Linked DNA regions of Homo sapiens: all the other regions are linked to region 1. A link is a loop called in an ENCODE intact Hi-C map of the cell type or tissue named here. Cell type or tissue: endothelial cell of umbilical vein. All regions are shown on one strand.

Region 1 (8,000 bases):
CCTGAAGTCAGGAGTTCAAGACCAGCCTGGCCAACATGGTGAAATCTCGTCTTTACTAAAAATACAAAAATTAGCCGGACATGGTGCATGCCTATAATCCCAGCTACTCGAGAGGCTGAGGCAGGAGAATCACTTGAACCCAGGAGGCGGAGCTTGCAGTGTATCGAGATCGCGCCACTGCACTCCAGCCTGGGTGACAGAGCAAGACTCTGGCTCAAAAAAATTTAAAAAGTAAAAAGAAAAAAAAAGCCAGGCGTGGTGGCAGGCACCTGTCATCCCAGCTACTCAGAAGGCTGAGGCAGGAGAATCGCTTGAACCCAGGAAGCAGAGGTTACAGTGAGCCAAGATTGCACCACTCCACTCCAGCCTAGGCAACAGAGTGAGACTCTGTGTTAAAAAATAAAAAATAGGCTGAGTGTGGTGGCTCATGCCTGTAATCCCAGGACTTTGGGAGGCCGAGGCGGGCGTATCATGAAGTCAGGAGATCGAGACCATCCTGGCTAACATGGTGAAACCCCATCTCTACTAAAAATGCAAAAATTAGCCAGGCGTGGTGGTGGGTGCCTATATTCCCAGCCACCCTGGAGGCTGAGGCAGGAGAATCACTTGAACCCAGGAGGCAGAGGTTGCAGTGATCCGAGATTGCGCCATTGCACTCCAGCCTGGGCAACAGAGTAAGACTCCCTCTAAAATAAATAAATAAATAAATAAATAAATATGAGATAATAATAGTACCTGGGCTGGGTGCGTTGGCTCATGCCTGTAATATCAGCACTTTGGCAGGCTGAGGTGGGTGGATCACGAGGTCAAGAGTTCAAGACCAGGCTGACCAACATGGTGAAACGCCGTCTCTAATAAAAATACAAAAATTAGCCGGGCGTGGTGGCAGGAGCCTGTAATCCAGCTACTCAGGAGGCTGAGACAGGAAAATCGCTTGAACCCGGGAGGTGGAGGTTGCAGTGAGCTGAGATTATGCCATCGCACTCCAACCTAAGCAACAGAGCGAGACTCCATCTAAAAATAATAATAATAATAGTACCTGCTTAAATAAGCTAATGCATGTAAAGGGTTTAGTCAATGCTTACATGAAGCAATCTCAAACAAATATTAGTTCTAGGTGATGAAAAAGGACTCCCGCCATACCACTGTATAGCAGCCTGCTGTTTTCTCTCAACAGTAATTGATTCATTCAATAATATTTTTTGAGCACCCGTTGCATGCCAAACATAGTGCTAAGTCCTAACACTTAAACAAACAAAATCCTTGCCCTTATGGAACTTACATTTCTAGTGGAGAAAGAGACAGATAACATGCTTGTATATGTTATAAAATATGTCACAGGGCCGGGCACAGTGGCTCACACGTGTAATCCCAGCACTTTGGAAGGCCGAGGTGGGTGGATCACTTGAGGTCAAGAGTTCAAGACCAGCCTGGACAACATGGCAAAACCCCATCTCTGCTAAAAATACAAAAATTAGCCAGGCGTGGTGCATGCCTGTAGTCCCAGCTACTCGGGAGGCTGAGTCAGGAAAATCACTTGAACCTGGGAGGCAGAGGTTGCAGTGAGCCAAGACTGCACCACAGTACTCCAGCCTGGGTGACAGAGCAAGACTCCATCTCAAAATAAATTAATTAATTAAATATGTCATAGGTTAATAAGTGCTCTGGTGGGGGGAGATTCAGCATGTGTGGTGGATAGGGACCACCATCAGCGGGTTGCTATTTTATATAAAGTAGTCAAAGAAGACCTCTTTGAAAAGATGGCGTTTGAGAAGTCTGAAGGAAATGAGGGAACTATAAAATAAATATCTGGGGGAAGAACATATCTGGCAGTGGGAACAGCATGTGCAAGGGCCCCGAGACCACAGCGTGCTTGGCATATTTGAGGATGGTCAAGGAGGCCCTTGTGGCCAGCAAAGAGAGGAAGAAAGAGAACCGGAGGAGCAGAGGTCAGGGAGGTAGTGGGGACCCAATTGTGTAGGACCTTGTAGGTCATTCTGAGGATTGTAGCTATTCCTCTGAGTGAGATGGGGACCTAGGGGAGGGATGGAGGAGAGGAATGATACAATTTGACCCTCATTCGATCTCAGTACTTGTATATTGTGGTTAAAGTGGAAAGCCGCACAGTTCCTTGGACTCTATTAACCAGCATTCCCCAGCCCTGTGGGCCCCTCCCACCAGGAGTCCACAGCCTGCCTGACACGATGCAGCAACTCCCCGTAACCCCTTGCTGCCCACCACCATACCGTTTTTCTAGGTGGGAATGACATCCAGGCATACCCAGATGCTTCCAGGCTAGACCGTATTGTGCCCAGCCTTACTGTTCGCATCTCACTGGCCATGACGGCTAATAGCCACCATCGATTAAGGCCTTGTCATAAGCCAGGCCCCTCACCCCCAGAGCTCCTTTAATCCTCACAGCCACCCTGCTAGGCAGCCACTGTCATTCTCCCTTTTGCAGCTGCTACAACGATTGATTAACTTGTGCAAGGTCCTGAAGCTGGCAGGCAGGGAGGCCAGGACTTCTACCCATCCGTCAGACTCCTAAGGATGGGGACAGTGATGAACAAAGCACAGCATCCACAGTGCCTGGCACACCACAGTCACCCAGACAGCCAGATAGAAGGCTGCATGAATCGGCGCTCTTCATCCCTCCCTAAGCTCTCCCTCTGTTGAGAAAATGTCTGAGAAAGCATTCCGCACACTATAAAGCATTACACAAATATGAGCATGGCTGTGAAGATGATTAGGAGTCCGAAACCTCAGGTTCGGGTTGGGCTCCTGATTTTTCTGATGGCCACCTCCTCCTAGTCATTGGCACGTTAACCTCAAACACCTGAGCGCCACCAAACCTCAGCATATCCCTAGCTTCTCCTTTGCTTTGCCTGAAACAAAGCAAGTCTTTTATAAGCAAGGGAGAGGGCCTGTGGTGGCCTTGCTTTTGCGAACGTGCTTTCACCTCCTTCCAGTTCATTGCTTTCATACAAAATTCCAGACGCACAGCGCAGGCAGACAGAAGCCTCATTCATAGCCAGAGGTCCCTCAGGCTGGGGTTTCCACGCCTCCTTCCCCTTCCCCCTCATCTCAGTCTCCTGCTGAAGTTGCGATCCACATGAAGCCACAGAGGTAGACTCAGGGCAAAGAAGAGTTTTTAATGTTGCTGATGGGGGTGAGGAGAGGGTGGCCCTCGGAAGGCCACCACATGGCATGGTGGAAAGAGCCCTGGATTTGCTTGACAATAGACTACTGCATTCCAGATTGGTTCCACCGATTGGTAGTCAAATGAACTTGGACAAGTCATTGACCCTGTCTTCTTGGAAAGACGTGGATCTCAGAATCCTTCACAACGCTTTGCTCCTGATAGCTAGTACCTGTTCAGCAGAGTCGGCACAAGCTCACACAGCCCTTGACCTCCTGTGGGCCAAGTGAACGCCTTCTTCCTGGTTTGGTTAAGTTGGCATAGAGCTGAGCATGGTGCTGCTGGTGGTTCTACTAAATTGTATGATGGTTTAAAAAAAAAAAAAAAAAACTGTCCTTGAGGCTGGGTGTGGTAGCTTACGCCTGTAATCCCAGCACTTTGTGAGGCCAAGGTGGGAGGCCAGGAGTTGGAGACCAGCCTGGGCAAGATAGTGAAACCTCTACAAAAAATAAAAAACTTAGCCAGGCATGGTGGTGCACGCCTATAGTCCCAGCTTCTCTGGAGGCTGAGAGGCAAGAGGATCACTTAAGCCCGGGAATCTCAGGCTGCAGTGAGCAGTGATCGAACCACTGCACCCCAGCCTGGGTGACAGAGTGAGCCCATCTCAAAAACAAGAAACAAAACCAGTTCTTGAGCAAGACATACCTTTCTAATTTCCCAGTACTTTCCAGCTTTCCAAACCCTTCAGGCCCCACACCACCCTGATTTTTGTCACCTGCAAATAATAAAACTACAAACTGCACTGCACGTACACTTTTGTAAAGGCTTGAATCATTGACTTCCTCAGCCCCACACCTTCTGGTCAGCACAGGGCACTGCACTGCCACTCCAGACAGGCCTGGGCAGTGAGGAAAGGTGCCAGCCACGTGGGCTGGGGGTGGGGAAAGTGACTAATCATGAAATCCTAATTTATAATGTGTTGCTATCCTTAGTTGAGCATTAATTTGGCTCTCAGAAATAGGAGAAGGTGTGGGTGACTGGTCTGAGGAGAGTTTCTGGGCAATTAGAACAAAAACAGAAGCATGCTCTTGCACACAAAGTGGACTTTCTCTAGGGTGGTGGTATTCTCTGGAGAGCTGAACTCAGGGAGTCTTTATTATGTATACTTCTGTGTGTCTAAACTTTATACGGTGCTGGGTGCCGTGGCTCACGCCTGTAATCCCCACTTTGGGAGGCTGAGGCAGGAGGATCAGTTGAGCTCAGGAGTTTAAGATCTGCCTGGACAACACAGGCCTCGTCTCTACAAAAAAAAAATTTTTTTTAATTAACTGGGCATGGTGATGTGCACCTGTGGCCCCAGCTACTCAGGAGGCTGAGGCGAGAGGATTGCTTGAGCTGGGGAAGTTGAGATTTCAGTGACCTGTGATCAGGCCACTACACTCCAGCCTGGGCAACAGAGGGAGACCTTGTCTCAAAAATAAAATAATAATAATAATTAGAAAAACTTTACACAATGAACATATATCCCTTTTAGACCACATTTCCTGAGTCTAAGATGCCATTGATTGAAAGACAATTATTTTCTGTACTCCCCTGAAAGCAAACTGCTACAATGTGTCATCTATTAGACACATCTGCATTTTTGAGATGTTGAAATGTGAAAAAAATGTGCGTCTTCGAATTGACAGAATGAAGTAACTTTTTAAATTAAAAGATATTTTCAGCTGAGCATAGTGGCTCACGCCTGTAATCCCAGCACTTTGGGAGGCTGAGGCGGGTGGATCACCTGAGGTCAGGAATTCGAGACCAGCCTGGCCAACATGGTGAAACTTCGTCTCTACTAAAAATACAAAAATTAGCTGGTTGTGGTGGTGGGCACCTGTAATCCCAGCTACTCAGGAGGCTGAGGCAGGAGAATCGCTTGAACCTGGAGGTGGAGATTGTATTGTGGTGAACAGAGTGAGACAGAGGAAAAAAAAAAAAGATATTTTCCACTTTTGGAAAAAAATTATTTAAATTGCTTTTGCATTCCACTCTCCTGCTCAGAATGATTTCCTCAAAAAAGCCAAGGGAGTCACATTTGAAGATGAGGAAATTTTTTTTTAATGTTTATGTGCCAGTTTCTTGCTAGACCCTGTGCTTTCTCATCCCTGACCCCATGGAGGCCTCATGAGAATGATAAGCCCAAATAAAATTACCACTTATGGAAAAGGAGTAATTTTGCAAGGAAGGAAACTGAAGGTCAGATTGGTGTTCCTGATCATGCAGTTCAGTAAGTGAAGGAGAGGAGGTTCAAACTCAGCTGCTGAGCCCCCGCTCCCCTCTTCTCACCACATGCCTCAGTTCTAAAGCTGTCCTGAGAAAGGAGCCAGGTTGGAACCTAAGCCTCCTCCCAGAAGCCTGGGGAATCAAAGGGCAAAAGGGCTGAGGCCCGGGCTCTGAGGCCCACCCTGCGAATCCCGCTCTGTCTGGTGCAAAGGAAACTGACTTCCTCCATGCACACACTGCTCTGCCAATCTGAGTGACTCAGCCTCAAGATGACCTCACTGTCCTCAGTGGGCTGTTTGGCCGCCTGCTTCATGTCACTGAGCCTCAGCACCCAGCATGTCAGATATGGATTTACGAGTATTTTCTCTGCTCCACTCCTCGAATGTGGCTAGGTTTGAAAAGGTCACACTTCCCCTTGCCCTCCACCTCTCAGCTTTCTGTTGCCAGGCTGCCTCTGCCCCTCCAGCTGCTAAAAACAGCCCAAGCTGCGAAAGCTCTTTGCTCCTGCCAAGCTCTGGTTGGACCACCATCCAGGGGGAGCTGGGGGCTCAGCCTGGATTTTCCCAGTGCCTAGGACAGATGCATGGCTGGTGGAGGACGTTGCTTGCCAGCAAATTGGCAGAGTAAACTGAAATAGTAGCTCTGGGTCTGCGCTACAGCAAAGTATAATTTTCAGAAGGGGTCTCATACAAGTATAGAGTGACCACATGTCAAAGATTGATTTAATTCATTAACAAGGAAACCAACAAAAGGACAAAGCTGGTTTAAGAGATGATTTGAAAAAGTGGCTCTTTTAGTTTGCTAGGGCTGCCATAAGAAATTACCGCCAACTAAGTGGCTTAGAACAGCAGAAATCCATTCTTCTGCAGTTCATGAGGACAGAAGTCCAAAATCAAGGTGTCGGAAAGGCTGGCTCCTCTGAGAGGCACTGGAGGGAATCTGTCCATGCCTCTCCCCCAGCTCCTGATGGTTGCGGGCAGTCCTCGGCATTCTTGGCCTGCAGCAGCATCACTCCAGTCTCCGCCTCTGTGGTCACATGGCCATCTTCCTTGTGTATCTGTAGGCTCCAACTCTCTCCTTATAAGGACACCAGTGATTGGATTTAGAGCCATCTTAATCTAGTATGACCTCATTTTAACTTGATTACATCTGCAAAGTCTCTATTTCCAAATAAAGTCACATTCTCAGGTACTGGGGAATTAGGACTTAAACATATCTTTTTGCTGGGGACACAACTCAACTTTTAACACCTACATTACCAAACTCATTTCTCATTACTCAGCACCACAGACCCCTGGCTTGATAGGGGCATTTGGGGTGCTGGAAAGAACAGAGCAACAGGCAACGTTGATGTCAGCTTTGATCTGTCCCCAGCATTCTGGGATTCAGTGTCAGCCAGTGAAGGCTCAGTGAAAGACAGGGCATCTCCACCTCCGAAGTCAGTACCATGTAGGGTATAAAGAGAGACCTTGGAATCAACTTCCAGGATTCAGTTCCCAATTCTGTCCGCCACTGTGTGTGACTCCTGACATTTCTTCACCTCTCTGGGCCTCAGTTACCTCATCTGTGAAATGGGGGTGATAATGGTACACAGCCTATCAGAGAGTGCTTAGAGCAGCATATGGGAAGCTCTGAATAAATGTTTCCTGCTGACGATGATGATGATTATCCGAATCACTCTCACCTGCAGACACAGCTTTGCCGCTTTTTTGGTGAGATAGGCTGTTCCTGATGGACACGCTGGAAAATTTCCAGTCCCCAGAAAACAGGGCAAGGGCAGTTCCTGATTAGGATAAAGGAAGCCTCTCTGATGGTCACATGCCCAGGTGACTTGTAGGCAGAGGCCAGCCCTGCTTCCTGTCCCCACTTCCCAACTTGCCCTGCTTTTGTGAATGAGCTCTTTCCTAGCTCCTCATCCTGGGTCTAGTTTGGAAGGTAATTTCTCAGTCACTTTTGAGTTGACGCAGGTGGCAGTTTCCTTTATGAACACTCATAACCCAGGGTAAGCTTGACAGGGCAGTTAGAGGCCCAGAAACAAAAGTTGGGAACAACAGCCTTTCCAGCTAGAACTAGAGCTGGCTTGGTGAGAAACAGAAGGCCTCCCTGAGGTTAGAGGCCTAAGCAGACACCAGGTCTGGCCTTCCACATCCCTGCTGGGTGGAGCAAGACTGTCAGCACTTAGGAAGTGCCTTGCACGTTGATCTTTGGGAAGCGAGGGGCTCCTGTCATCTGCGTCCAGACTTCTCCATTCTCAGGTGGACCGCACATGGCCTGGCCAGGCCAGGCCAGGCCCTGAGTGGTGACTGTTGCTGCTGCTGCAGCTGCTTTTGACATTATTGTCTGTAGAATAAAGGTAGAGGCTGGTGGGACCGCTGCAGCCATTCCCTGCCCAAGCCTGACCCTAAGTGCATCTGAGAGTGCTCTGCGTTGAACCAGGAGGGGTCAGGCCCGGACTCTCTAGGCCCCTTTTCAGACACACCCTCCCTGACTTTGAGTCTTCCCCTTTTCAGGCCTGGAAGAGAACAAGGCTTCTTTTTGTTTTTTGTTTTGTTTTGTTTTGTTTTGATGAAGTCTCCACGGGGTTTCACCGTGT
Region 2 (8,000 bases), 99 kb after region 1:
TTGGGGGTGGAGTTGGGGAATCATAGTATTACTTGCATAAATGGAATCCTAAAAGTTTGTTGGGACAGTTTCATAAAAATCCTCACCATGATCAGTTTGAAAATGACGTTCCCTTCACATGTTTGTCTTCTGAACTGAGTTGCAATGCTGAGTATGAGTTTGAGAGTCCCAAGACCATCTAAAGCAAGCCTGTCCAACCCACAGACTGCAGGCTGTAGGCAGCCCAGGACAGCTCTGAATGCGCCCCAACACAAATTCGTAAACTTTCTTAAAACATTATGAGATCCTTTCGCATTTGTTTTTTAAAGCTCATCAGCTATCATTAGTGTTAGTGTATCTTATGTGGCCAAGACAATTCTTCTTCTTCCAGTGTGGCCCAGGGAAGCCAAGAGATTGGACACCCCCGATTTAAAGGAAGTAACTCAATTTTGTGAACCTGAAACTTGATCTTGGATGAACCAAATGAAATTTTATGATTCTCTTAAGCTCACGAAAGTTCAATAACTGTGCTGTGTAAAATAGAGGTAAAAGACTTGAGTTGGACCAGGAATGGTTGCTCATGCCTGTAATCCCAGCACTCTGGGAGGCTGAGGCGGGTGCATCACTTGAAGTCAGGAGTTCAAGACCAGCCCGGCCAACATGGTGAAACCCTGTTTCTACTAAAAATATAAAAATTAGCCGGGCGTGGTAGTGTACGCCTGTAGTCTTAGCTTCTTGGGAGGCTGAGGCAGGATAATCCCTTGAACCCAGGAGGTGGAGGTTGCAGTGAGCAAGATCATACCACTGCACTACAGCCTGGGCTACAGAGCGAGACTCCGTCTCCAAAAAAAAAAAAAAAAAAAAAAAAAGACTTGAGTTGGTTCTAATAGAATACCTTGGAGAACCTCAAGATGCCTTCTGGTCCAGCCAGGTTTACAGATTGGAAGATATTCTGTTAATCAGAATCTCAGAGAGGGACAGGCCCTGATCAAGGTAACACAGTGAGTTGTGGTAGCTGGGCTGGGCTAGAACCTGGGCCTCCTTGGTTCCAGGTCACAGGGACCAAGGGATTTGGCTTGTCTTAGTCCTACTTGTAACTACAATACTGCCTTCTGCTAGGAAGAATAAGAGCTTGCAGGCTAGAGGAATTTATAGGAATTTTCTTTCTTTAAAAAAATCCCCCCAAAACCAGCTTTACTGAGATATAACTCACACACCATAAAATTCACCCTTTTAAAGTATGCAATTTTTAGTATATTCACAGAATTATGCAACTATCATCACTATAATTTTAGAATTGTTTTTTTTTTTTTGGAGACGGAGTCTTACTCTTGCCCAGGCTGGAGTGCAGTGGTGCAGTCTTGGCTCACTGCAACCTCCATCTCCCAGGTTCAAGCGATTCTCCTTCCTCAGCCTTCCGAGTAGCTGGGATTATAGGTGCATGCCACCACACCCAACTAATTTTTGTATTTTTAGTAGACATGGGGTTTCACCATTTTGGTCAGGCTGGTCTCAAACTCCGCCTGCCTTGGCCTCCCAAAGTGTTGGGATTACAGGTGTGAGCCACTGTGCCTGGCCAATTTTAGAATATTTTTATTGCCTCAGAAGAACCCCTGTATCCATTAGCAGTCACTCTCCCTTTCCCTTCCCCAACCAGGCCCAATAAACCACTAATCTACTCTGTCTCTATGGATCTGTCCATTCAGAACATTTCATATGGTAAAATCATACACGTGTTCTGGTGTTACTGACTTCTTTCACTTAGCAGAATGTTTTCAAGGTTCAGCCATGTTATGTCTGTACTTTATTCTTTTTTACGGCCAAGTGTTGGAATGTGTAGGATTTGAATTTTCAAATAAAGCTTTAAAGTTTTCAGATTTATTTTTACTTTGCCTGGTGTGTTTTTTCCTGGAAAGCCAACTTCTACATTTGGAGATTAAAAGACAAACTTTCTCAAACTCCCTGTACCTAAGTGGTTGCTGCTTTTCTTAAATGTTTTGACACCAAAGAGAAAAATTGGTTTCTGGAAGAAAGTGTGTTTTCTTTTATTGCCAAGAAAATTAGTGCATGTTAATTAATATAGATGCTCAGGACCCAGAGTTGTAATGAACTTTTTTCTTATATTTATTTTCTAGATGTTTGACTTATTTTAACAGTTTTCATTTTAGCAATAATGTTTCCTTCCCACTCCCAAATTTATTGGAAACCCTCAATCAACCCTATTTATTTATTTATTTTAGAGATGGGATCTCACTATGTTGTCCAGGCTGGTCTGGAAACCCTCACTCTTATAGATAGTATGAAAGAAGATTATAGCCAACTCTTATATAACCTTCCCCAGAGCCTCCAATTGTTAATGTTTTGCCATATTTGCTTGCTCTATCACTTGCTCTAAAGATGCATATCACACACTTTTTTTTTTTTTAATTTATTTTTGAGACAGAGTCTGGCTCTGTCGCCCAGGCTGTAGTGCAGTGGCATGATCTTGGCTTACTGCATCCTCTGCCTCCTGGGTTCAAGCGATTCTCCTGCCTTAGTCTCCTGAGTAGCTGGGATTACAGGCACGGGCCACCATGCCCAGCTAATTTTTGTATTTTTAGTAGAGATGGGGTTGGCCAAGCTGGTCGTGAACTATTGACCTCAAGTGATCCTCCTGCCTCAGCCTCCCAAAGTGCTAGGATTACAGGAGTGAGCCACCATGCCTGGCCACATGCGTGTTTTTTATTGAATCATTTGAAAGTACTCAGCTCGTATCATGACCCTTCACCCCCACATACTCCAACAAGCATCTCTAAGAAAAAGGACATTCTCCTAACCACAGTGTCTCTGCATTCCCAGGACATTCTTCTAACCACAGCGTCACTGCATACCCAAGAGGTTAGCACCGATACAGTAATAACATCTTGTGTAAAACTTCCCAAAATGCTCCCAAGTGTCCTTTATGACAGTTTAAAAAAAAATGGCATTTTTTGGGATCCAGGAACCAATTAACGATTACTCAATTGAATTTGGTTTCAAAGTCACATACCTCAACTTTTCCTTTAATCAAGAACAGCCCCCCTGCCTTTTACACATTTTTTTGTCTTTCGTGACCGTGTCATTTTTGAAGAAATCAGGCCCGTTGTCTTGTAGAACTGGTGTTTCTCAAGTGTGCTTGGGAGGGTCTTGGTAAAATGCACATTCTGATTCTGGAGAACAGGGTGGAGCCTGGGAATCTGCATTTCCAGCCAGCATCCCGGTGATGCCAGTGCAGCTGGTCTTCGGCTGTAGAATGTTCCACATTCTAGGTCTGTCTGTTTCCTTGTGATTAAATTCAAGTTGAATATTTTTGGCTAGGGCACTTCCTGAGGTCATAGGTACTTCCCACTGCCTCACAGCACAGGCTCACAATCTCAGTTTGTCCTGTTACTTCGTGGTGCTAAGTGTGGTCACCTGCTTCAAGTGGTGTCCGCCTGCTCTCTGTTGAAACAATACCTTTCTCCTAGTATAATGATTAGGTAACCTGTGATTGTAATTGGTAAGTAATCTTTGAGACTACATGAATATCCTGTTCCCCAGCAGTTTTCACTCATTGGTGAACTGTTTTGGGAAAAATAATAGCATCTTACAGTTATAATACCCTGCTGGTAACACATGGCTCTTACATAATCAGCAGTTAATTGTTTGTATGTGTGTTAATTTTTATTTTTAAAATGTAACTAGTGACTGGTAACTCTCATTTGTATTTTAAACATTGGCTTTTACAGCTTCTCAGTACATTTCACTCTGTGTATGTTTTTGGTAGAGCATTTGTTGTCCTGTATAATGGTTTAGGAAATCCTATAGGCCAAATGAAGGGCTGGAGACTCACCTGTGTTCCCACCACTGTGTTTCACTGTGTATTGCCAGAGAAAATACAGTTAAATTTGAATTTCAGATAGACAATGAATAACTTTTTAGTATAAGTATGTTCCAAGTGTGGCAGACAGCTCTCACAAGTTACAAGTCGTTGCGTAGGACATACCTATGCTAAACGATTTGATGTTTATCTAAATTAATATGTAACTGATATCTTGTATTTTTATTTGTACGATCTTCCAAGCCCACGTCCCACCGCCTTCTCGGGGATGGCCACCATTTGTGTTTGCTGCCTGGTGGTGTTTGCAGCTGCGAGAAGGGCCTTGGAGGAGGAGCAAAGTGTAGTGGTATCTCCGTGCTGTGGCCTTGGGCACTGGGGTGGGGGTTAGATGAGTAATTAGCTGAATATGACCTCACCCATGAAGAATGTGCCCTTGCTAGGTATTAGCAGAGGTTTAGGCTCCAGGGAGCCATTGTCAGAAGCTTGTCAGTGATGTCATCAGCTGGAAGGGCCAGCTTTCAGGCCTCAGGAAAAAGCTTGAAAGTCAGGGCTCCAGTTTTGGTAATAAATGGGAATGGAGTTTCACAGGTAGGGTGTGGAGGAATTTATTGTGACAGGAAGCCTGATGGAGCCTCTTGCCTGTGTGCAGCCCCCAGCCAGGTTTCTGAGTTCTGATGAACTACCAGAAACTTCCACCACGGCCTGTGATTACACTGTTGGCCCAATGCCCTGGAAAAATTGGCTTGCTCTCGGGGAACACTCCAGGAGCTGCAAAGGGGGTGTCAGGACTGTTGTGCAGCTCCCCTTAAATTGGGGAGGAGGGGTGGCTGATGTGGAAACTGTTCATTAGACTGCTCAGGGTAGTGTGAGAAAACGTGTAATCTGTGGGCATCTACCCCTAGCTGCCCCTCTGATCTCACCCACTACTGTGGGAGGACCCCGTGGATGGGGGCAGAGGAGGGTCTTCTGGATTTAGACACTCACAAAACTTCCTTTTACCTTGTTCATTGGAAGAAATAGAAAATGCCTTTTTTTTTTTTTTTTTCTTTTTTTTTGAGACAGAGTCTCGCTCTGTTGACAGGCTGGAGTGCAGTGGCATGATCTTGGCTCACCGCAACCTCTGCCTCCCGGGTTCTAACAATTCTCCTGCCTCAGCCTCTGGAGTAGCTGGGACTACAGCCACGTGCCACCACACCCAGCTAATTTTTGTATTTTTAGTACAGACGGGGTTTCACCATGTTGGCCAGGACGGTCTTGAGCTCTTGACCTCGTTATCCACCCGCCTCGGCCTCCCAAAGTGCTGGGATTACAGGCGTGAGCCACCATGCCTGGTCTCTTTTTCATTTTTAAAGGGTAATTTGCTGTGCAGGAGTGGGCTCTCAGACCAGAAGTGGGGACCTGAATGAAATCAAGGACTGAGTATGGTAACTACAGCCATTTAATTTTATTTGAAGTCTCCCGTAAAATGTTCTGGAAAAAACAGGGGTTCCAGGGCTGGGTGGGCAGTTTCAATCATGGACTGGATTTTGTGGTTCAGATTTCTCTGGGCCTGTTGGAGGTTCCCCTTAAGCAATTACCCAAGGCAGTTCTGCCCAGCTGAAGTACTGATTACCTGCACACTATACCAGTGAGGACTCATGGGTGAGCAGATGGGAGGCACTGAGCTTGATTCTGAAACCCTGGCCTCCATCCCACCTGACATTCAATGTCAGATTAGAATTTGGAAGACCCTAAGTCTCCAGATTGGTGCACTGGGTAGCTCCTGAAATGGGGTGGCTGAGACAGGTCCTCTGTGCCCCCTTCCACAGCTTCCTCTGGGGCCCTTCTGCTCACTGGCATGTGCTTCTGGGCAAATAGGCCTCTCCCAGCATTTGTTTTGGCTCTGTGAAATGGGGTAATATTTGTTCCTATTGCGGGTGAAGCGCTGCTGTTGGGATGCTCAGGTAACTCACTCCGTGGGTAGCTGATATTGCCTGGGCAAGTGGCATTTTAGAGGAAATCTGTGCCATCAAAAGAGTTGGACCTGATCACACTTTTGCTTTTGAATATGCTTTGTCCCAGCCTGGCCATTCGTCACTTGGGACCCCCTGAGTCTCTCTGACCCCACTGTAAAATGGATATGCCATGGAGTTGTCCCAGGAATCAAGGGCAGGTCCTCTCCAGTGAGTGATGGGCTTGCCTCTCACTTCTCTAACACCCTTCTGCTTCCTTGTGTAAGATTTCACTATTAGTGGCTATTCTCTTTTACAGAAGAAAAAGGGAGACGCATGCCTCTTCCAGTTCACTGTTCACCATTGCAGCATATTTATTCCAAGGGACTGGCCGAATCATCCCTTTCTTTGTTAGAATGTGGTTTTGTTGCCTTGAGACAAGTGGCCCGCATGTCTGCACTGAAGGAGGCTTTGCGCAATAGCCTTGGGCACCTCCGGTTCTGCAAGCATGTACAGTACTTGCTCTCCTTTCCCTTTCTTTGTATACTTTTTCTGGTCTGCTACGTGTCCATCTGCATGTGGATAAAGGGTCGTCGTCTTGAGTAGTGATTTTGCTGTGATGTGATTCCTGTGAGGTCTAGTTGCACACAGTGATTCCGAAGGTAGACCCAGCTGGAAAGCTTTTAAATTGCTGATACTCCAGCCCCACTCCCCAAGAGATGCTGATTTTGTTTTGTTTTGGGGAGGGCAGTTTTTTTGGGTTTTTTTTTTAAGCTTTTTGATGTGTAGCCAGGGTTGAGACTGAAGTGATTTTTGTGAGTAACGGAGAAGTGTTAAGGCTTGAGAAGTTGGAAGAGCCATGCTTGAGATAGGACCAAGGTCATATCCCCGGCATTAGCACAGAGCAACCCTGACCTGTTGGAGAGTTGGGCTGGATGGATGCGGTCAGGGGAGAGACTCGCTTTATTTTATTTATTTAGAGATACAGTTTCACTCTTGTCACCCAGGCTGGAGTGTAATGGCACGATCTCGGCTCACTGCAACCTCTGCCTCCTGGGTTCAAGTGATTCTCGTGCCTCAGCCTCCTGAGTGGCTGGGACTCCAGGCACGCGCCGCCACACCCTGCTAGTTTTTGTGTTTTTACTAGAGACAGGGTTTCACCATTGTTGGCCAGGCTGGTCTTGAACTCCTGACCTCAGGTGATCCGCCCACCTCGGCCTACCAAAGTGCTGGGATTATGGGTGTGAGCCACTGTGCCCAGCCTCGACTCGCTTTATTATATCCACACTTGGAATACAATTCGGATTGATTGTAGTGGGGCATTTTATAATTAGGAAAAATTAATCAGGAAAAATCACTCCATGTAGATTAGTACCACCATATGAGGGGACAAGAATTTCTTCAGATTAGGAACTTCTTCCAACAGGACTGACAGGGTCCAAAACTACTCTTGGATCCAGCTTTAAGATGGACCCAGCCCACTGTTGAGTCCCCTCTGAGGTCTTCTCTCTGTGGATGGATTTGATTGTTAACAATGGCTGAGTCATGTGGCACCCAGCCCGGTGAGTAAGACAGCTGAGTAAGAGGGGAAACAGGGCCTTTGGTCAGAAAAACCAGACTGACTTCAGTCTTATCTGTTTAGAGAAGCCCCAGAAGCTGCAAAAATTGCAGCTTCCAGACTTTAGTGTGCCGTGGTCATGACATCGGTGTGGATGGCAGGTTGTCATCTGAGCAGTCAGGGTGGCAGCACACAGCTTGCGGGCTGGCTGATGGCCGAGGTGTGTGAACTGACCTGCCCCAAGTGACTTCAGTGCTGGGCACAGCATAGGAGCAGTACTAATGATATGGACAGTATGCTCAGAGGACGTTAGGGAGCACAGCTTTGTGTAAAGGGCATGCCCTGCCCTGTCCGGATTTAAAGCAGCTATAGCACTGAAACCCCATGGTCACCCTCGCATTTCTACACTTCTGCCTGTGCCAAGTCTAGTTTGTGTGCCTCCTCCATTTTGTGTGTACATGGGGGTATTTTTTTCTGCTAGGCAACTGCTATTTATGCCTCTCAGTACTGTACTTAGTGTGTACCATTCCTGCAAGGTATAGACATTGTCAGCCCATTTTACAGATGAGGAAAATGGAGTTTTTGAGAGGGTGAGATCATTCAGTGGCAGAATGGAATGTTAACCCAGGTAGTCTAACCTCTCTGCTGTAGATCTGATGTCCATTTGAACTTTAGACTTCCCATCTGTGTCTAC
Region 3 (8,000 bases), 230 kb after region 1:
CCTCAAGTGATCCGCCCTGCCTTGGTCTTCCAAAGTGCTGTATTACAGGCGTCAACCACTGCGACTGGCCTGTTTCTCCTTTTTCTAGAAGAGCTTTTGATTGCTGAATGCTTACGAGGTACCTAGCACCCCTCCTCCGCCCCCACCTCCTCCTCCTCTGTCTCCGCCTCCTCCCCACCCCACAGCAGTGATACCGCTTTACAGATGGCACTACCACCTCAGGTGCTGCAATGACATGTTTGCAGATGCAAAGCTCACTTGGGGGAAGACCCTAGGCCCCTGCCTTCTTGACCCCAGGGTGCTAGCTCTACCCCCTGGTGATACCGCTGTGGAAACAGGAGTCCCCAGATAGGCCCCGGCAGGTGCCACGGTGATGGGAAATCACGGCTGGGCCCCCAGCCCTCCAGATGGGGGTTGGGGGTGGAGAGAAAAGCAGGGAAGGGAGACTGGATTCTTCTGACACCTGGCTGTCAATTGGGATCAATTGTTTGCCTCTGAGAGGAGGGAGGAAGAGAGTGGAGGAAAGGTCCTCTCCTCCCGGAGGGAGCAGCCTTATCTGTGGCCTGCACCAGGAAGCACTGCTTCCTGGACTCCTATCTGAGAAGGTCCGTGGGCTTCGGGATTCTGCAGTGGCGGGCAGTTCCCCCACTTGCCAAAGAGTCCATTCAGGCTCTGCCCGGTGGGGTCTGGCCGGGCCACAGTATCATGCTAGTTTGCCCACAGAGGAGCACAGGGCGCAGCCATTGGTCTCTCCACTGTGAAGCCTGGCGGCTTTCTGTTGGGGGAGGCAGCATTTGTAAATTAACAGCATGGGCTTTGGTGTCAGGCACCCCAGAGCTTCAACGCTGGCTCTGCCGTTCATTAGCTGTGTGGCCCTGGGGAAGTCGCCTTGCCTCACCTCTCTGGGTGGTCGTGAGGATCAAATAAGAGCCCACAGGGAGCTGTAAGGAACAATTCCCTGCCAGAGTCTCAGCCACTGCTGTCTGTGACCAACACCTGCTGGAAGTGATGTTCCTGGCAGAAGGCCGCCCCCTGGCTGCTTGTTGGCATCTGGGGCTACACTTGGTTGTCCCCTGCATGGGAGCGATGGTGATGTTACCCTGGGGTAAATTTCCCCACTAGAAGCCACTGCCTCCTGTTACATCAAAGACATCCCAGGGTGGGATGCACCTCTTTATCAGTCAATGGCTAGGACCACAGGGCAACCCTTACCTGCACCTGGGCTTGGCTGCTATGGAAACCAGCTGTTTGTGCAAATACCTTGAAAACTTTGAAACTTGACCCCGGACAGGCCTGGTGCCAGGTCCTTTCCGACTTTTGTGTTTTCTTTCCACCTTTCACTACTGACTTTGCCTCTTTCCTACCAGGAATGGACAGGGCCGATGGAGGTGAAGCGGACAGCAGCTGCACTGCCCTGTAGAGATTCCCAGGCCCTGCCCACTTCAAAGCACACAAGCCCACCTCTTCCTCATCACATTTCCCTTTGCAACCCAGGGAGGCACTCACCAGGATGCTGCCAAGAAGGAAACATTTTATTAACATGTTTCTTTGTTTCCGATGCACTTAAAACACTTGGGCCTCTTGACCAAGTCTAGTTTTAGGACTTCAAAGGGGCGTTGAAAGCCACATTTTGATGACTTTGGTGTAAAATGAGTAGGGCATATCGGGATTTAATTTCCCTTGAAAGTTGCACAGACTTAAAAATTAGCAGAATAGGCTAGCAGAATAGGCCGGATGCGGTGGCTCATATCTGTAATCCCAGCACTTTGGGAGGCCGAGGCAGGCGGATCACCTAAGGTCAACAGTTCCAGACCAGCCTGGCCAACATGGTGAAACCCCCTCTCTACTAAAGATAGAAAAATTAGCTGGGCGTTGTGGTGCAGCCTGTAATCTCACTACTCAGGAGGCTGAAGCAGGAGAGTTGCTTGAACCCGGGAGGCAGAAGCTGCAGTGAGCTGAGATCGTGCTACTGCACTCCATCTGGCCTAGGCAACAGAGTGAGATTCCATCTAAAAAAAAATAAAACAAATAGTAGAATAAAGGTTAAAGGCAAAATGAGTGCTTGATCCTTGTCAACCCGCCAAGTTTATATTAAAAATGGGGAGTGTTGCTGTTAACTGAAGTGCGCATTAGCCTCAGTTCTCAGCCCTATGGAAGTAGAGTCAAGGAAAGAGATGGAGTCTTTCCAAATCTCCATTAACTTGGAGGGGGAAGAGGCTGTATAATCTGTATATTTCACGAATGAAAACTCCCAGAAATTAGTATCTTATGCAGGTATTTTTTCCCTTTCACAGTAGTAAATCATAATTTGAGGAAGTAAAAATGTCACATTGGGGGCAGTAAGGGCTCAGGCAAGCCTGGATTCAGTTTATTTTTCTGGCTTTGTCCTAAGGATGCTGCCTAACGCATGGTGGGAGGAATCTTTCTAAACAAAGAGATCCTTCTCTGCTTCGTGATAAGGCTTTTGTCTGAGCCCCCAGGCCCACGGGGACCGGCTCATGGGCATGGAATTTAGGGAGACCTACTCCACAGCCCTCACACCCTTTTTCTCTCTTCCTCAAGAGCTCTCAAGAGCAGGCAGGAAATGGAGAATCTACGAGCCTGACTTGTGGCACGGATCCACATATCCAAGGGTGTTTTGTATTTTGGACTCGCTTATCTCCCCGGGACAAAGTACAAAGATGAAAGAATCTGCAAGCCTTTTGTTGCCCATGTTTCTCCCTCTGCCCTGACTGCCTTGCCAAGATACCAAAACACCTCTCCCTGTCGGGGGCTGCCCTCCCTTTCTAGGAAGTGGACGTGCTTAGGGCAAAGCTGGTGCTGAACCCCGGCAGGGTGTATTCAGAGGAGGAGAAAACCTCAGCAGAAGCACCAAGTCCTGGAAATGCCAGCTTCAGGCCCAGCTACAAGCAGCCTGCTCCATAGCAGCAGAATAACCTCGTGTAGCAGCAGCATTCAGAGAACAGCGGGTCACATGCTGCAGGTTCAAACCGGATTCCAAGCCCAGCGCTGCTGCTTACCAACCGAGATACCTCAGGCGGTCACCTTCTCTGTGCCTCACTGCTCTCATCTGTAAAATACGGAAATAATGGGAAACTTCCATTCTAAAATCAGATGAACTCCAGAAAGGCATCTCCCCCTGCCTCCCTCCCGCTCAGCACATCCACCCCGCAACTGGCCTGGGCAAACTTTCCTCAACCCAAAGCTGTTGAGAGAGGGACTGCCTGAGTGTTGCAGAGATTCGGCTCCCCAAGGCAGACTGGAAGGGGCACCCCAGCTAGGGAAAGGGAGGCTTATGGAGAAGCCATTAAGCGTGGTGGCTCTAAGGTTGGGCTGGGGATTCAAATCCTGGCCCTGCCATGACCTCTGGCAGGCAGGTCACTGATCCTTCACAGAAAACTGTGCCTCAGTTTTCTTTCCAATGAAATGGGGTAACAGGACCCACCCCATAGAGTGTTCTGAGAACTCACTGACAAAATATACGTAAAGAGCATTTCAGGCCAGGCATGGTGGCTCACTCCTGCAATCCCAGCACTTTGGGAGGCCAAGATGGGTGGATCACTTGAGGTCAGGAGTTCAAGACCAGCCTGGCCAACATGGTAAAACCCCGTTTCTACTAAAAATACAAAAATTAGCCAGATGTGATGGCATGTGCCTGTAATCCCAGTGGGGAGGCTGAGGCAGAAGGGTTGCTTGAACCCAGGAGGTGGAGGTTGTGGTGAGCCAAGATCACGCCACTGTACTCCAGCCTGGGTGACAGAGCGAGACTGTCTCAAAAAAAAAAAAAAAAAAAGGCATTTCACAGAGTCCAGTACATGATAAGTGTTCGTGAAATTACTATTATTGGTGTAAAGGAACTAAGACATTAAGTTCTGAGTCCTAGGAAAGCAGTGTGGTGTGGCAGACAGAGTCTTGGTCTGGGCATTAGGGTTAGGCAGTATCAGTAGGAGTGGGTGGGGTGGGGTGGGCCAACCACAGAACTCTGTCTGAGGTGGGATGTTGGTGGCCTCAGGGAGTGGCCAGAAAGGTGGGAGGAGAAAGGGGTGAGTCACATGCACCTAGGAGGGCTCCAGCCCACATGCCAGCCTGTTCTTGTCCCCTGGTTTCAGAGCTTCACCATTTTCCCTTTGCATAGGCCTAGGCCAGTGACAGACCTGAGGGCTGCTCCCACACTGCGCCATCCCAGGGATTGTTAGATGGATGGAGCTTAAATAAGTTAATAAACTAAGAGTAAGAAAATTATCATCGTAAGTAACACTAACGCTATGCACTGAGACTTACTATCACATTTTTTAAAGGAGAGTTTGTCAAGGCTCAGAAAGGTTTAGTGACTGGCCGGGCGCGGTGTCTCACGCCTGTAATCTCAGCATTTTGGGAGGCAGAGGCAGGTGGATCACTTGAGGTCAGGAGTTCAAGACCAGCCTGCCCAACATGGTGAAACACCACCTCTACTAAAAGTACAAAAATTAGCCGGGCGTGATGATGGGCGCCTGTAGTCCCAGCTACTTGGTAGGCTGAGACAGGAGAATCGCTTGAACCCGGCAGGCAGAAGTTGCAGTGAGCCGAGATCGCGCCATTGCACTCCAGCCTGGGCGACAGAGCAAGACTAAAAAGAAAAAAAAAAAAAAAAAGGTTTGGTGACTTCCCCAAGGTCACACAGGTAGTCATTAATGGTCAAGGCTGTGTTAAAACTCGGTAAACCTGTCTAGGAACGGGGCCGTGAAGTTGTGCACGGCTCCAGACACAGAAAACAGAAGCCAGAGGAGGCTCTCCTAGCGGGCCGTTGGCCTCCTTGGGCCCGCGGAAGGCGGCCCTTTGGGAGCGCCTCTCTGCACCGTCCCAGCTCCGCTCCCCTCTCGGGGAAGTTGTGGGCCTCGGGGGTGAGAGGACGACTGCCTGGGTTGTCGTGGCCGCAGTGACCGCTAGGGGTCGCCTTGGACACGCGAAATACGTCCGCGAGCGGAGTCCCTGCGGTGGGGAAGGCGCGGGCTCTCCCAGACCAGGAGGAGGGGGACCCACCCACCTCTCTTCTTCTGCGCTGGTAAGTCCGGGGGCTCCAGCGCAGAAGCTTCGGGGGTGGGGCAGAGAGGCTGTCTGGAGTTCTAGCAGCAGACTCCGCCCCGCAACCGATTGACTCCAGGGTCCTGCCGCCCCCAAGCCCCGAAACTCCTGACTTCCTCCCTTCACCCCTCACCCCCACTGTCCCCAGTAACAGAGCCAATGTGAAGTGCGCCTAGGCATAATTTACTTGAGCACATTTCCCGGGCACCTACTGTGTGCCAGGCTCGGCCCGCGGAGACACCCGAGTTACAGGGCAGGGCAGGATCAGCTCCGCGAGGCCAGGGCGTTTTGTCCTGTTGTTCACTTGCAGCCCGGGACACACAGTAGGCCCTCCGCCAGGAGAGAATGACTAACTGGTGCTTAGCTCCTGCTCAGGCAGCCTGCAGGCGAAAGGTTCATCAGTCACTACTGTGCGTGCCCCGGGGAGGCATCTCAGACCCAGCTATTCCACTTAACCTGAGTTTCTTCCCCAAATTTCCCAAACCCCTCACAGTCCATTTCACACGTGGAAAGACTGAGGCCCAGAGGGCAGTCTATACATCCGTGGCCTTTCTTGCCTTTCTAACTGGGGGGTCCCAGGCTGCAACACTCTTCCCCTGTGCTTTGCCCCTGGCTAACTCATGTTCACAGTTCAGGTCTCAGTCAAACGGCACCTCTTCCAGGAAGCCTTCCCTGACCCACTCACTGCAACCTGGCTAAGCGTCTGCCTCCCCTTCTAGAGGGTGAAACCCTGAGAGCAGGAAGTACCTGGGCTCTGTCTTTCCTCATCTACATTTTGAGCCTGGCTTGGTGCCTGGCACAGGGTCAGAAGCTAATGACGTTTGTTGAATGAAAAGTGGAAGGCAAGCGGCCCCAGGGCCCTGTGGGCAGCCTCCTTCTCCCTGGTCAGGGAGGCAGAAGGTGTGAGGATCCAGGTGGCTGACTTTGTGGTACCGCCGAGGCGTCAGGTGGGTCCTCCCCTGCCCCGCCCTGCCTGCGCCTCTCTCAAGTGCCCATCCCACTTCCTGGGAGAATTTTGTGTCTGTAACACAAGGACGTGGGTTTTGGGGTTAAACCCAGAGATTCCTCAGTTTACTCATTTGCGAGAGTGACGCAAGACGGCCTGTTTGCAAATCACTGTGAGGATTAAGTGATGTAACAGTAAAGTCCCCAGCCCGGGGCCTGGCATGGAGTAGGTACACACCAGCGGGCACACCAGCCTCAGTGCCCTGGGGCAGTCACATGGTTTCCAAGCCTCCATTGCCCCACTTGGAAAGGAGGACATGAAAGCCTACTAATGGGGAGGATGGTTTAAGGCACACAGAGCACAGCTTAGCACCTGGCACCTCACGGGTGCTTGTGAAACTGCAGCTGATGTTGAGGGAGCACTTCCTCCCAGCCAGACACTGTCCAAGTGTTTTATATGCTGGTCTAGTGTCATTCTCCCAATACTAAGGGTAGTTCCCACTCTCACCCTCCTGTACAGATGAGGCCACTCCGCTAGCAAGGGACAGAGCTGCGTATCTGAGGAGCTGGACCCTAGAGTTGCCCTGGAAACCTCCTCAGCTGCGTGTCCAGCGCTCCCTGAGGCCGGGGAAGACTGGGCCTCTTTTTGGACCCCCATTGGGTGCCTGGCACATAGTAGGTGTGCATCAGAGTTTGCTGAATGGAATAGAGGCTGCAGCACCCCGTGCGCCACCCCAGAGCCCTGTGGGTGTGAAGGTAAAGGCCTGGGCCCGTCCCTCGGGGGAAGGACAGGCACCTTGGGTGGGTTGTGGCCAGGCTCTGCACCCTTTTCCAGCCTGGTCTGTTCTTCTGCCTGTGGGACCCCCCAAGTCCCCCAGGGCAGCCCAGCCTCTCCTCTCTTTCAGGGCCTTGGCAACCCAGCCCTCATCGGCTGCATGTATCCTTGGAGATGAGGCTCTGGGAGCCCAAACACAGGCCGCAGAGCTGTGGGAAGAGCCATTCTTCCCTCCTCCACCTCTCCCTGCCCCTGGGGAGCTGTGGACCTCCCAGAACCAGGCCTGCTGGAAGGAATGCATCCAAAAGGAGGCCACCACCCAAGTTGCCTGGAAGATCAACGATGGCCACAAGTACCTAAGGGAGGGGACCGTGCCCAGGAAGCAGCTCCAGCAGGCCCCATCCAGGTCAGCCTTGGTAGCGGGCCCAGTGCCTGCCACCAGCTCCCGTGATAGCAAGGAGGTACAGGTTGGATGGCCAGAGACCAAGGGGGCCCAGAACCAGCTGTCCAAGGGAGTGGGTGTCCAGGACTCCCCACCCAAGGGAGACAGAGTCTGGAAGGCCAGAAAAGCAACTCAGGGGCCAGCAGGTCAGACCAGGCCGGAGAGTTTAGAAATGAGGCAGGTCTCCCCAAGAATCCTGCAGCTGCTCTTCCCAGGCATCTCCCACGATGGCCAAGGCCACGCCCTGGACCTCCAGGCACGGCATCGGCTGAAGCCCGAGGAGAAGTTCCAGTACCCAGTCATGTCATCCTAGGAGTACAGCTGGCACGTGGGTAAGGGCCACCACCATCTTGCCATTCCAGGCCTCTGGCAGGCAGGCCTGGCCTCCCTCCCCAGCCTCATCCTTCACCACCCCTCACCCCGGCTCATGGACCTGGATCACCTTCCTCTGAGCACATAGACCTTGGGGATGTGCTTAGGCACCTTCACACTTCCAGGCCTTTTCATGCTCTGGTCTCTCCACTTGGGATGCTCCTCCTGCTGCCCCACCCTGATGAAATTTCACACATCACCTCCTCTGGGAAGTCTTCTGAGATGCCTCCAAGCAGATTAGTTGAGCCCACCTTCATGCTTCTGCAGGTTTTTGAGTCCACAGAAGCACTGGGCACACGGAATCACCATTCCTTATATATCCATCTGGCCTGGGGAGCCCTTTGGGTTCCAAGACTTCTTAGTTAACTTTATTCATGCCCTCCCAGCTCCCAGCCTGGGGCTGGT

The links. Hi-C counts contacts between places; a loop is a spot of excess contacts. Peaks named below come from ENCODE experiments on the same cell type or tissue, not always from the same donor. Only the 100,000 strongest peaks of a DNase experiment are listed, where the experiment ranks them.
Region 2: a loop joins it to region 1, with 4 times the contacts of the local background. A loop is called at or near these places in 2 of 110 quality-filtered maps.
Region 3: it touches region 1 in a loop (3-fold over the local background); 21 of 110 quality-filtered maps call a loop at or near these places.

What each region holds. Positions count from the first base shown.
Region 1 is chr3:57,945,949-57,953,948 of GRCh38, forward strand. No RefSeq gene overlaps it. Among named protein-coding and RNA genes, the nearest start is that of FLNB, 58 kb to the right of the region's middle. In endothelial cell of umbilical vein, a CTCF peak has its summit at 4,001; DNase peaks (open chromatin) are centred at 4,053, 5,683 and 6,453; H3K27ac peaks cover 3,401 bases.
Region 2 is chr3:58,045,177-58,053,176 of GRCh38, forward strand. All of the region lies in intron 1 of FLNB (filamin B), which reads left to right. Among named protein-coding and RNA genes, the nearest start is that of FLNB, 41 kb to the left of the region's middle. RefSeq lists enhancers at 3,514-4,713, 7,166-7,460. In endothelial cell of umbilical vein, no CTCF peak of the experiment used is centred here; DNase peaks (open chromatin) are centred at 3,345, 4,235 and 7,315; H3K27ac peaks cover 7,263 bases.
Region 3 is chr3:58,172,967-58,180,966 of GRCh38, forward strand. It overlaps LOC124909485, which reads left to right. Exons shown (of 6, transcript XM_047449435.1): 3 at 573-684; 4 at 4,742-4,880; 5 at 4,961-5,041; 6 at 6,527-8,000. The coding sequence ends at 7,536. Among named protein-coding and RNA genes, the nearest start is that of FLNB-AS1, 6.3 kb to the left of the region's middle. RefSeq lists an enhancer at 5,678-5,727. In endothelial cell of umbilical vein, CTCF peaks have their summits at 1,044 (motif pointing left) and 4,903 (motif pointing right); DNase peaks (open chromatin) are centred at 645, 1,315, 2,705, 4,925 and 2 weaker places; H3K4me3 peaks cover 422 bases; H3K27ac peaks cover 1,128 bases.